Linked DNA regions of Mus musculus: all the other regions are linked to region 1. Evidence: chromatin loops called from intact Hi-C (ENCODE). Cell type or tissue: gastrocnemius. All regions are shown on one strand.

Region 1 (4,000 bases):
CAACCACAAGGTGGCTCACAACCATCCATCATGGGATCTGACGCCCTCTTCTGGGGTGTCTGAAGACAGCGACAGTGTACTTAGATATAATAAATAAATAAGTCTTTTAAAAAAAAATACATGTTCATTTAATAAGCATTTATCCTGCACCTACTGTGTCAGACATTCTACAAAGAATAAGAAAGCATATACGAATCTCTACCCTTCTAGAATTTATACTGTAGGGTAAAGACAGACCACAAACCAGCAAGCAAACAACTATGCAATGTTGAGGCCTGGTTATAACTTTTTTTTTCCTAAGATGTGTGTGTGCTTGCACTAATGTGTGTGCACCATGTGCTTGCAGGGGTTCATGGATCCAAAAATGGCCCTGGGACCTCTGGAAGTAGAGTTACAGGCCATTGTGAGCTACTTTTTTTTTTTTTTTTTTTTTTGGTTCTGAGAACTGAACCCAGGTCCTCTACGAGAGCAGCAAGTGCTCTTATCCAGTCATCTCTCTAGCCCTGATTTAAATTTTCTAAAAACAAAAAATGATGTAGGTGTTTTGCCTGTATCCATATCTGTGTACCACCTGTATGTTTGGTGCCAGTGGAGGCCTGATGAAGGCACTGGATCCCCAGGAACTGGGATTACAGACAGCTGCGATCTGTCCTGTGGGTGCTTAGAACTGAACCTGGGTCCTCTGAAAGAATAGTCAGTGCTCTGAATTGATGAGGCAGCTTTCCAGGTCCCTGCGCCCCCATCCCTGTCTCCAGTTTTAATTCTTCAGACTGGATGGTGTCCAATCTAAGAGCCTGGATGAGAAGGTTTTAAATATCTAGGTTTAATACACCTAGACCAGATATAGTGGGGAAGGAAGTATATTCTTGCAATATAACTGACACAATTCATTGGTAAACTTGGTGTGAGACATGAGGCCTTATCACATCTCTTAATTTTCACCTTTAGTTAAACAGTGAAACACTACCAAAATAGAGGACTAGAATTTGAACCACAACCCAAAAGCTCCACTTTAAATAACATCCAAGAGCTCGAGTAACATCCCAGCACATGCCAAGGGAGTGGCTAGAACAAACAAATCTGGGACAGCTCACAAGGAAGATCGGTATGGGTGTATCCCACCACATGGAGTTGAAAACTTGTATTTAAAAAAAAAAAAAATCACACAAGTAAGATTTTCTATTTTTAAGGGAAAGAAGACTCCACCCCAAGAAGCTCGACACTTAAGAAAGAAAACAGAAGCAGTCAAATAGAAATCCTAAGAGCACTGTTTCAAAAAGGAAGCTGTCAGACCGAGAAATCTCCCCAACAGGGCACTTCGAGCGTCTCTTTTATTTTTAAATACGAAGACCACTACAGTTCGAGTTGAGACCTGTAACTATTCAGTAGTGGGATCCGATTGTGTTGAGCCAAAGTGTGAACGTGCAGAAACGGAGCAGACAGTGACTGAATAGACCTGAACTTAAAAAAAAACAAAACGGAGGAATGGAATGCTGATAGGCTAGATTACGGCGAGGGGCTGGGCCACCAACAGGATGGGGGAGGGGGCGGATCCTTCTGGACAAAACTGGTTCAAATTAAGAGCCTGGGGTATGGGTGCGTCGCACTGCGGGAAGATCGTGTGGGCGGGGCTTGAGGTCTAAGATACAAAATCCCTTTTCCTTCGGGAACCAGATCTCTCTCCATTACTGTAAGAGTCCTGGTATGGTAGGGTTGATTGGTAGTTGCAAATAATCGGGAGACTGGGACAGAAGACTTCGGGTTTAAGACCTGCCTTGGCGCCTGGCTCAAGAAGAAAAACAGGTTCCAAAAAAAAGCTCGGTGGTAGAGTGCCTGCCAAACCTGTCCAAAGCCCCAGGTTAAATCCGCCCCCAAAAGGGGAAAACAAAAAGTTTGCTTCTTAATGTATTGTATTCCCCCAAAGAAAACGGAAATAATGTACTTGTTGGAGAAAAATGATTATCATCCAACCAAATCGACTTCACAGCTCGCTAACCGACAGAGGCCTGAAAAGGACAGCTCCGGGAGAATCTAGCTGAAAGTTTCGAGAGGCAGGCTGGATTTTGAAGGGGGGTGAGGAAAGAAACAAGACTGCGGATGACACACCAGACGGCTACAGACCCGGAGGCGGGGGGTGGCAATGCAGCCTGAGCGCCCAGGCCGATGCCATTCCCCCGCCGCCCTCACCTCCTCCAGATACTCGCCCAGCTGTGCCGCCACGTCCACCTCCCAGTTCTTAGTGAGATCCCGGATGGGCTGCAAGAGGTGAGCAAAGCGCACCTCCACATCCTCCATGTCTAGAACGGGACTAGAAGCCCGGAACCATGGCTCAACCCGCTACTGGTTCTGGCGCCATTTTGGTGCTCCCGCCCCGGAAGTACGTAGCCAGGGCACTGCGCGCACACGTATGACGTCAGGCGGGCCCAGTTTCGAAGAAGTAAAGAAGCGGGCCCGACGGGGGCGGGGCCTACACCGGGGGCGGGGCTCCGTGTCTAGGGGGGGGGCCTGGAGGAGCGGAGGAGACTAAGTTTCTAGGTGGTTAGCGGTGAGTTCTTTGGCACTGGGTGGAGCTCAGTGACCCGACCGGACTGACGGATTCCGGCTGCGGCGTGGGCCAGAGGCCGGGCTGGGGGCAGCTAGGAGACTAGAGGGCACTACTTCGGCAAGACCGCGTAGCGGACATGGCGAGCTCCCGGGTCCCACAGCAGCTTTTCCTACAGGGTGTGGCCGCTGTCTACTTGTTCGCCTTTGCGTCCCTCTACACCCAGATCCCAGGTGAGGGCGCGGAGGGGTTGAATCGTCACACGTGGACGTGGTAGCATCCCTTCCTTCACTGCCCTCTGAGGCGGGTGTAAAGTCCAGGCCTCTCTCTGCGCGGGATTAAGGGGTGGTAGTTTGCGGGCAACAAAAGTGGAGGAAAAAGAAGCACAAGGGTCGATTTCCCTTAACTATTAGTAGTCTCATCTAGGCTTAGGGAAAAACCCCGAGGGGAGTGGGTGGCAGATTTCTACCTGGACTCTGTGGGCAGGTAAGAGAGGGATGCGCTCTAATTGACAGAAGGTGCTGACCCAGAATCAGGTCTTCTGAACCTGGTGTTGGGGGTCAACAATTTCCAACGTGAGAGAGAGAGACCATCTGGTAGACAGAGCAAGCCCTGCCTGGGATGGGAACATCTGCAAGCACAACCTGGAGTTGGGGGTTTGGGACATCTGCATGCCAGGAGCTGGTGGTGGAGCATCTCCGGGGCCTAAGTTCATGTGCATGTTAGACTGGGAAGATGTCTAAGACTTGGCCCTGACATACCCTCCCACAGGCCTCTATGGCCCAGAGGGCATCCTTCCTGCTCGAAGAACACTGCGGCCCCAAGGCAAGGGCCTGTGGCAGCAGCTGTGGGAAACACCAACGCTGCTGTGGGAGGCACCAAGACTGGGGCTGGATACTGCCCAAGGTCTGGATTTACTGACCTTATTGGGCACCGTGCTAGCCCTGGGCGCCCTGCTCCTGAACTCTCTGAGACACCCCTTCGTCTACCTGCTGCTCTGGGTTGCATACCGATCAGCCTACCAGGCAAGTGAGACACTTAAAACTTCAGCCTTCATCTAACCCACCCTCTCTCTCTGCCTCACCTGATGCAGCAGACACACAGTGGCTCCCTGACCACTTCTCTCCCTACAGGTGGGCCAAGTGTTCCTTTATTTCCAGTGGTGAGTGATTCCGGGGGCCCAATCTGCCTGAGGCCACTGGGCAGGGTTGTTTGCCTCTCCTGGGAGGACCCTGGGAGGTTCCTATTAAGCAACCTAAATAGGAAATTTAGGATATTTCCCTCCCTATAGGGATTCCCTGCTGCTGGAGACTGGCTTCCTAGCTATACTGGTAGCCCCGCTGAGGGGGCCTTCCAAACACAAGATTCTCCAGGGTAGATTAGCAGGAGCCTTACCCCATGAAGACCTCCCATTCTGGCTCGTGCGCTGGCTGCTGTTTCGACTCATGTTCGCCTCTG
Region 2 (4,000 bases), 230 kb after region 1:
CTCTTAAGGCTCAGAGTCTGAGCAGGAGGTCTGGAGACTGATGCAAGGGAGGATGGTGGGGAAGATGATGTTAAGACCCAGATAGAGGGATGCCTCCTTCTTTCTGAGTTTGCAGCATTTGTCTTCCAATGGTCCAGACTTCTAGTGAGGAAGGTCTTAGCTCTCTACCAGCATTTCCCTGGCAGCCTCCCTGAACCCATACTGTCATCTGCAAGCCATTAGACACGAGACCACACTTGGGCTGGTTAGATGGTCCATGTTCTTCCTCATGTCCCAAGGACAGGTGCGACAGGGCAGGACATAAGGGTGAGGTCTTTCATTCCCTTCATTTGACAAGTTCTGGGCAAATACACTTTGCCCAGTCTAATCTTGTCAGAGGAGATGCCATGACCATGGCTCCACTGCCTGAATCCCCTTGTGATAACCATGGTCCAAGGCTTCAAATACTTCACCCAGTTACAGAGGTGTGGCTCAGTTCATGCCCTACCCCACAATATACATAAACCAGGGTAGTTAATTGGCTTTTAGAAGATGGAGAAGCTTTGGGCTCCTCCAAAATCCTTGCCTGAACTCCCAACTCCTGAGTATGGCAGAGGGCACCTACTTCTAACCACTCCAGGGCTCTTTGGTTTCCCCTGTACATGATAGTTGTATGTGTTCCTATCACAGACGTCAGCGGCAGCCTTGCCCCCTTCCCCTCATCATCCTGGGGGTGTGTCTTGTCCCTTCCCCCCATCTTGAGGCATCTGTAATGCCAACACTCATTTCGGAACTGGAGACAAGGCTGGACTATGGAAATGTGTGTGTGTATATATATATATATGTATATACATATATATGTATATATACATGTATGTATATATGTGTATGTATATATGTGTGTATATATCTGTGTGTGTTTATTTGTGTGTGTGTATATATATATACATATATACATACAAACATACATATATATATATATATATATATATATATATATATATATATATATATGTATAGTCTTAGCTGGTATTTGAGCTCATGTCTCCTTTGTTCCTCCTTTCCTAAGGCCCCCTTCCCTGCTTCCTCACCCTTCCTTGCTCAGAACCCTCTACCCTTCCTAGCCTCACACTGTGCTGCAGTTTTCCTGGCTGGCCTGGCGTCTTATATAACTCTTCTATTCCAGTGGCCTCTTTCTTACCTGTGGCCTTTCTGTCAGTCCCTTCTGGAAGTTCAGTGCTTTGATCCAGCCCAGGCCAGCCCCCGCAGGCACTCACATACACACCCTGCTCACTTCTCTCCTCTCCATCTTTCACCTGCGGGAGCAGGCAAATTGGTTGTGATTGACAGTTGGCATTTCTGACTCTGTGGCCTAAACTACCAGGTTAGGCTAGGAGGATGCTGGGGGCAAGAAGGAAGCATAGCTGCGGCTGTAGCTATGGATGGCCTGAGGACAGGCAGCCCTGTCTTCCTATCCATTTCAAGAAGGACACTGGAGGCGGTACTGGTCGTAGGCTCCGCGCCACACGTAGTTGTCGGTGGCACTGAAGTTGCAGCCTAAGAGAAAGAGACAATGAGAGAAAGAGAGGCAGAGAGAGAAAGACACACAGAGCGCGCGCAATCCCAGGGGAGCTCAGCCTTTTGGTCTACTCCACCCTAATCTCGCCTAGGGGCGGGCCGGAGTCTGTAAAAGAGGAAGCCGGAAGTTAGGCGTTTGGCGTCACGCTTAGTTCAGTTTCCAGCGGTTCTCTTCTGACAATCGGGCGGGCTTGAGCCCGGACCTGGGCCTGGGGTGGTTTCCTCTTGCCCAGGTCCAGCGTGCACAACCCAGTTCGTCCCGAGTGAGGATTGTTTACGTGCATAGTTAGGTGAGACCGGGCAGTGCAATTACCTGCCGGCAGAGGGCGTGTTGCGTTAGAGCGGATCAAAGTGACCACGGTGTAGCTATGGGCACAGCACTTGTGTACCACGAGGACATGACAGCCACTCGACTGCTCTGGGATGAGTAAGTGTGTCTTGACAGAAGTAGGGGGCCGGGAGGGAACCCTGAACACTGAGATCCTTGTCTGCTCCAGCCCCGAGTGCGAAATTGAGTGCCCAGAGCGCCTGACAGCTGCCCTGGATGGCCTGCGGCAGCGTGGCCTGGAAGAAAGGTGCCTGTGTTTGTCAGCTTGTGAGGCATCAGAGGAAGAGTTGGGCTTGGTGCACAGGTCAGACTATGACAGATCTGGGGACCCGAACCTTTTATAGCTCCGCTAGCATTCCCTTGGGTTCACCGTGGTGTGGGCTAAAAGGGATTACTGGGTGGGCACTCCCACCAGGAATCTCTGCTCCTTTCCTTCCTGTCCTGCTGGTGGCCCGCCTGCTGATCTGCAGCCCGGAATATATAGCCCTGGTGCAGAAGACCCAGACCCTGGATAAAGAGGAGCTCCACGCACTGTCTAAGCAGTACAATGCTGTCTACTTTCACCCGGTGCGAGCCAGCATACACGCCCATTCACCCAGATTTATGTCCATATGCCTGCCTAGGTGCATTCACACCCAAGTCTGCTCACCTGCCAGTGTCTCCTTGTTTATGCTTTATGACCGTACCCTACCATGTTTTGCTTGCCAATGCCCCAGCCCTGTCTGCTCAGCAGTGGGAAACCTGCAACCTGGGACAAGCAGGTCAGGTCCCAGGCTCAATTGCACTCTGGCTCACAGGACACCTTTCACTGTGCCCGGCTGGCAGCGGGGGCTGCACTGCAGCTGGTCGATGCTGTGCTAACAGGAGCTGTGCACAATGGGCTTGCCCTGGTGAGGTGAGAACCACCTTCCTCCCCTAGCTGTCTGTGTGTGACCCTGTGAGGGGACAGAATGACTCTGACATGCCCGGTGTTTCCTTTTTTTTTTTTTACACCCTAGGCCTCCAGGGCACCACAGTCAGAGGGCAGCTGCCAATGGATTCTGTGTGTTCAACAATGTGGCTCTAGCAGCCAAACATGCCAAGCAGAAATATGGGCTGCAGAGGTGTGTCCAAGCTTGACCTGCAAGTGTGGGGGACCCAAACTAAATAGGAAGAGGTGGAGTTGGTGGTTAAGAGGTCCCACCCAGCTCCCTCCACTCCTGGCTGAGCTCCTAGCCTAAAGGTGGAAAGGCAGCCACTTCCAGTAATCCCCAGTACTGTCCGAATTTAGGATTCTCATTGTCGACTGGGATGTCCACCATGGCCAGGGCATCCAGTATATCTTCAACGATGACCCCAGGTGAGCTGGGGTGTGGACACAGCCCTTCTCTGCCGCTCACCATTTTGGGGATAAAATTCCAGTGGTGAGACTAGGGGTCTTAAGAGTTAGGGTTCTTTGAGAAGCTGTGGAGTTGCTAAGGGACCTCACTTCTGACCTGGCCAATTGTCGACAGTGTCCTTTATTTCTCTTGGCACCGCTATGAGCATGGAAGCTTCTGGCCGTTTCTCCCAGAGTCTGATGCAGATGCAGTTGGCCAAGGGCAGGGCCAAGGTTTCACTGTCAATTTGCCCTGGAACCAGGTACCAAGTCCCCCTCCCCCCTCCGTCCAGCCTACGTCTCCTGTGAATGTCTCCTGGGGCATTCTGCAAGAGTCTCCCTGGACTTTGGATCCCAGGGGTGAAGACCGTGATGTCCTCATTTGCAGGGCTGGTCCCCTGATGCCTGCTTTGCTTTTGCTGCAGGTTGGGATGGGAAATGCCGACTATTTGGCTGCCTTTCTGCATGTGCTGCTCCCACTGGCCTTCGAGGTGACTGTGTGGTGGGTGTCCTCCTAGGCTTACCCAGAGTCCCACTGTGAAGACTGGAGAGTTGAAAGCCACTCCAGTGTATGAATGGGAGTAGGGAAGGTGTCTCAGAAAGTCTAACCTTATGTGAGTGGGTAGCACTGGGACCTCCCCTTCACCTGGGCTATTGCTCTCTTTGGTTCCTTCCCACCGGATCCTGCCTATAGTTTGATCCTGAGTTGGTGCTGGTGTCGGCTGGATTTGACTCTGCTATCGGGGACCCTGAGGTGA
Region 3 (4,000 bases), 170 kb before region 1:
AGTCCCCAGTTCGAAGTCCAGCCCTCCAGGCCACACCTTCCACATCTACAGACTCAAGGTATTGGAGTGCAGGGAAGGCAGGTGTGGGTGTAAACTCCTCAATGGGGGTCTCTGCTGCAGGGAGAGCAAGATAAAAGGCATTCACAAGCATAGATCATGTCGGGGAGCCCCAAGAAGCCACCTGACTACTAAGGCATAGCAATGGGGTGGGAGAGGCAGCAGGTAGGGATATCCAAATGACTGTACATCCCTCTGTGAACTTCCACATTTACCCTCAGCAAAAAGATCTCTGTTTCACCAGGAGCAGAGATCCCCACAAGGAAATGAAAGGCTAAAAGGAGAGGGATCCACTGTCTTGTACCCCAGTATGTTCCAAACCAAGACATATAACCACGGGGGGTGGGGGGGAAGCAGAGGGCTTTAAAAGGGGAAAAGGGGCAGAGGCAGGCCACAGAAGACATTGACAGCAATGCGATACCCCCCAAATTCACACCCTTTACCTTTGGCTCCCCGGAGAACAAAGCCAAACCCCTCATGGTCCCTTTTCTGCAGGATAGCCACCTTATCATCGATGACATAATCGCTGGCAAAGGAAAGCAAGGTTGAGCTGGGAGGTCTGCAGGGAGCCTGGCAGTCAGGCTGAACCCACAGGGTCCCATACACACCAGACCACACAGAATGACAAAGGCAGAGGAAGCTAGCCACCCACTCCCCATACCCTGACTTCCCCCTTTCACTGGACACCCTAGGCCCTGCTACTGTCCCTGCGTGTCCACACCCCTGCCAGTACCTGTGTGAAGTGAGGCTGTCATAGGAACCCACAGTGTAGTGGCGGAAGAGACGCTTCGTCCGGTCCTCTCTGGTTTCTGCGGGGAGCATCAAAGGCTAAGAAACAGTCGTGACCCTCCACCTAGCTGAATTTCCCCCAACTGCGCTGATCAGTCTCTGCCCCCACACTCTCTGGGCCTCGATGTGAGTGGGGATGGGGGTGGGGGCAAATCCTAAGACCCAGGGGCCTAAAGTCCTAAGGGAGTAGAGCTCAGATAACCATACATAGAATTCTGGCCTCTGGGAGTTAGAGCCAAGGGGAAACCAATGGTGCTCATCTCTCCTTACTTAGCATGCATCTAGACACCATACAAGGCCAGCATGGTCCCGTCTGCAAGCCTCAGAGATGAGAGTACATGAATGTGTGCTTCACAGTCAGGTATAAATGCTGGGTTGGTGCTTATGTGTGTCAAACGAGAGCCATGGCTGCTCTCCGTCCATGAGCTCAGGATCTAGTAACAAACATGTGTTTGTGTGCACAGGGGTTGAGCTCACACACATGTGTGTGCTGTGCTACCAGCCTATGTGTGCACCAGGAAGGAAGCATCCCAAGGTGTCCACCGATTTCCTCACAACAGCACAAATTCAAGGAAAGAAGAAAAAGGATTATAAAGTGTTCAGTCCCCTGCCCTGACTGTATTCCACAGGACTATATACATATCTGTCCTTTGATCTCAAAGTCCTTCGTGAACACTGTGGACCTGGCCAGGACATACCTCTTGCTGAATCTCACTTAGCCTTGTAGATTTCCTGAAGAAGGTTCAAATCTACAACTAGACCCTTGAAGCTTCAGAATGGCTCCTCTAGCAGCACTTGCAGTACCACAGATGGCCTCAAGATGGCGCCACCACAGTTTTCAATTTCATTCCTCAGCATCTCTCCCCTCCTTCACCCTCTCTTGCCATAGCATAGCCCTTCTTACTTTTTACTTCAACAGTCATTTACCGACCAGGCACTGTTTATTTTAGAACAGAGCAAAGTCTCCGCCTTTAAGGGGTTAATAAGCCATTCTGAGACATGGAATCAACAAGCAATGAATACAAAACGCCAGCTAACAGGAGAAAAGCAAGCAGGAAAAGGGGGACGAGTCTAGGGATAGCAACAGCCTCATCAGAAAGAAGAGCTGAGCAGAGACCCCGACCGTCAGGGGAGCCGCCTGTAGATGTGAGGGTGCAGGGCTTCTGGGGGTGAGGCAGGCAAGGCAAAGACCACAGCAAAGGCATTAATCTGGAGCAGGCAGGAACTGTGTGGAGTCTGCCAGCAAGAGGAGAGGGAGGCACGGGGATTTAAAAGAGAGACAGACAGACAGACAGACAGACAGACAGACAGACAACAGGAGGAACCTGTGATTTTTTTTTTTAAGTTGGGTTCCGTACTGTTTTGAGTTTTTAAAAGATTTTGGTTTTTACTTCCTGTGTTTCCCTACACGTATATATGTGTACCACGTGTATGCCCAGTGCATTCACAGGCCTGATGGGGGAGCTGAATCCCCTGGAGTGGGAGTCATAGAGATTCAGGTGGGTGCTGGGTACCAGAGTCCTACAGTACCCGTCACGACTTTGAATTGTTTTTTGGTTTGGGGCTTTTTTTGGGTTTTGTTTTTTTGTTTTTGTTTTTGTTTTTTATTTTTATTTTTCCTTTTTTAAAATTTATTTATTTATTTTACACTCCATATTTTATTCACCACCACCACCCCCAGTTTTGGGGGGTTTTTTTTTGTGTTTTGTTTTGTTTTGTTTTGAGAAAAGTATCACTGCATACAGTCTGAGCCTTGAGTTTAGGATTATCTGTCTCAGTGTTCTGAACGCTAGGCTTACAGGCACGAGGCCACCATACCCAGCAGAAAGATACAGCTCTTTTATGGCCTGTCTTCTCAGCAACGACGAGATCCTTGAAAGCGAAAGACCAGATGTCATGACTCCTGTGGTCCCAGTGCCCAGCAGAGCATCTGGTACGTAACAGAAGGCACACAACTGGCTAGGTGAGTGTGTGCATGGGGGATGCGTGGGCAAACGGATGAATGTAGGAAGAGAAGGAACATAACCCAAAAAAGTAAATGCATAGATGAATGGGCGGGATGCTGAAGGTTTGAGGGAATATCGGATGAGCCGAAGGATATACAGGTCCATGAGGGGATAGATGGACGGATGGATGGACGGGTGGATGGACGGATGGATGGATGGATGGATGGACGGGTGGATGGATGGATGGGATCTATGAGTGGAAAAGGGAAGCTGGGTGGGCTGCTGGATAAGTAGGTGGACAGAAGGAGGAGCAGGTGAGTTAAAAGGCAGGTGGAAGAGACAGGGTGGAGCAATGGTTAGAGCACCTTCCCATCAGATGACACGGCTATCAAGAAAAGTCCCAGTCCAGACTTCAGGTCCCTCTTGCTTTGTGCGAGACTCTCGATAAGTTAACCCATCAGTCACATCTGAACCTCTCTCTCTCCACAGTAGGAACCGTCACGTCGGGAGGCCACAGGGCTCTAGTAGCCTGTTTGACGAGGTTCTAACAGCCTCGTTCGGGCCCCATCGACTCGCTTGCTTACCCCTTCCCGTCTGTCCCACTCTAAGAGACAAATGTACACCTGCCACCCAGTCCCGAGACCAGTGCAGATGAAGCCTCGCCAGCACGTGTGCGGCCCTCCTCAATCCCTCCTTACCCCACGCACATCCTTCTTCAGGCTGACCCGGTCACAGATACACTACGCTAGCTGATCCAGGCCTGGGAACCCAGCGGTGGACAGGAAGCCTCCGGTTCCACCGCTCTCACACTAGCATGGCCTTAGCTCATCCCAACTCACCTCTCTGCCCTGCCCTCCCCAGATCTTAACCCTAGGAGCTATGCAGAGTTAAGCAGCCTCGCCCTGGTCAGGTCCTATTTCAAAGCATCTTGTTTTCTTTTTTTTTTTAAATTGTTATCAACCAGACAAACTATTTATTATATAACACAGATTCGTGTGCTCGTTTTATTAATCACACACAGGAAAGCCAGCTGAAAGGAATGTGCCCAGCACTGGCTCCCAAATGGAACATTCTCTCCGAGTGGAAAGAGGAAGGCAAACAGGATGGGAGGTTATGTCAGGCCTTGAGATGTGTGCACTAGCTGCATTCCTCAATTCCTGCTAGAGCGCTGCTGGAGGCCAGACTCTTTGCTCAGGTAAAGACCAGGA

The links. Peaks named below come from ENCODE experiments on the same cell type or tissue, not always from the same donor. Only the 100,000 strongest peaks of a DNase experiment are listed, where the experiment ranks them.
Region 2: it touches region 1 in a loop (2.3-fold over the local background); 5 of 42 quality-filtered maps call a loop at or near these places.
Region 3: it touches region 1 in a loop (2.1-fold over the local background); 4 of 42 quality-filtered maps call a loop at or near these places.

The regions. Positions count from the first base shown.
Region 1 is chr15:89,354,131-89,358,130 of GRCm38, reverse strand. Lmf2 (lipase maturation factor 2) reads left to right here and starts at 2,472. Exons shown (of 14, transcript NM_178919.4): 1 at 2,472-2,775; 2 at 3,314-3,567; 3 at 3,676-3,704; 4 at 3,834-4,000. The coding sequence starts at 2,682. It overlaps Ncaph2 (non-SMC condensin II complex, subunit H2), which reads right to left and starts at 2,412. Exons shown (of 20, transcript NM_001115132.2): 1 at 2,188-2,412. The coding sequence starts at 2,295. In gastrocnemius, no CTCF peak of the experiment used is centred here; DNase peaks (open chromatin) are centred at 1,563 and 2,415; H3K4me3 peaks cover 2,893 bases; H3K27ac peaks cover 2,215 bases.
Region 2 is chr15:89,126,374-89,130,373 of GRCm38, reverse strand. It overlaps Hdac10 (histone deacetylase 10), which reads left to right and starts at 1,674. Exons shown (of 20, transcript NM_199198.2): 1 at 1,674-1,984; 2 at 2,055-2,189; 3 at 2,356-2,452; 4 at 2,683-2,780; 5 at 2,884-2,988; 6 at 3,156-3,224; 7 at 3,379-3,505; 8 at 3,668-3,733; 9 at 3,937-3,996. The coding sequence starts at 1,926. Gm46530 (a long non-coding RNA gene) reads right to left here and starts at 1,835. Exons shown (of 2, transcript XR_001781738.2): 1 at 1,181-1,835. In gastrocnemius, a CTCF peak has its summit at 1,851; DNase peaks (open chromatin) are centred at 1,660 and 1,852; H3K4me3 peaks cover 1,805 bases; H3K27ac peaks cover 2,023 bases.
Region 3 is chr15:89,528,209-89,532,208 of GRCm38, reverse strand. Shank3 (SH3 and multiple ankyrin repeat domains 3) reads right to left here. Exons shown (of 22, transcript NM_021423.4): 13 at 791-866; 14 at 501-583; 15 at 1-114. Among named protein-coding and RNA genes, the nearest start is that of Gm15609, 6.5 kb to the right of the region's middle. In gastrocnemius, no CTCF peak of the experiment used is centred here; a DNase peak (open chromatin) is centred at 1,663; H3K27ac peaks cover 114 bases.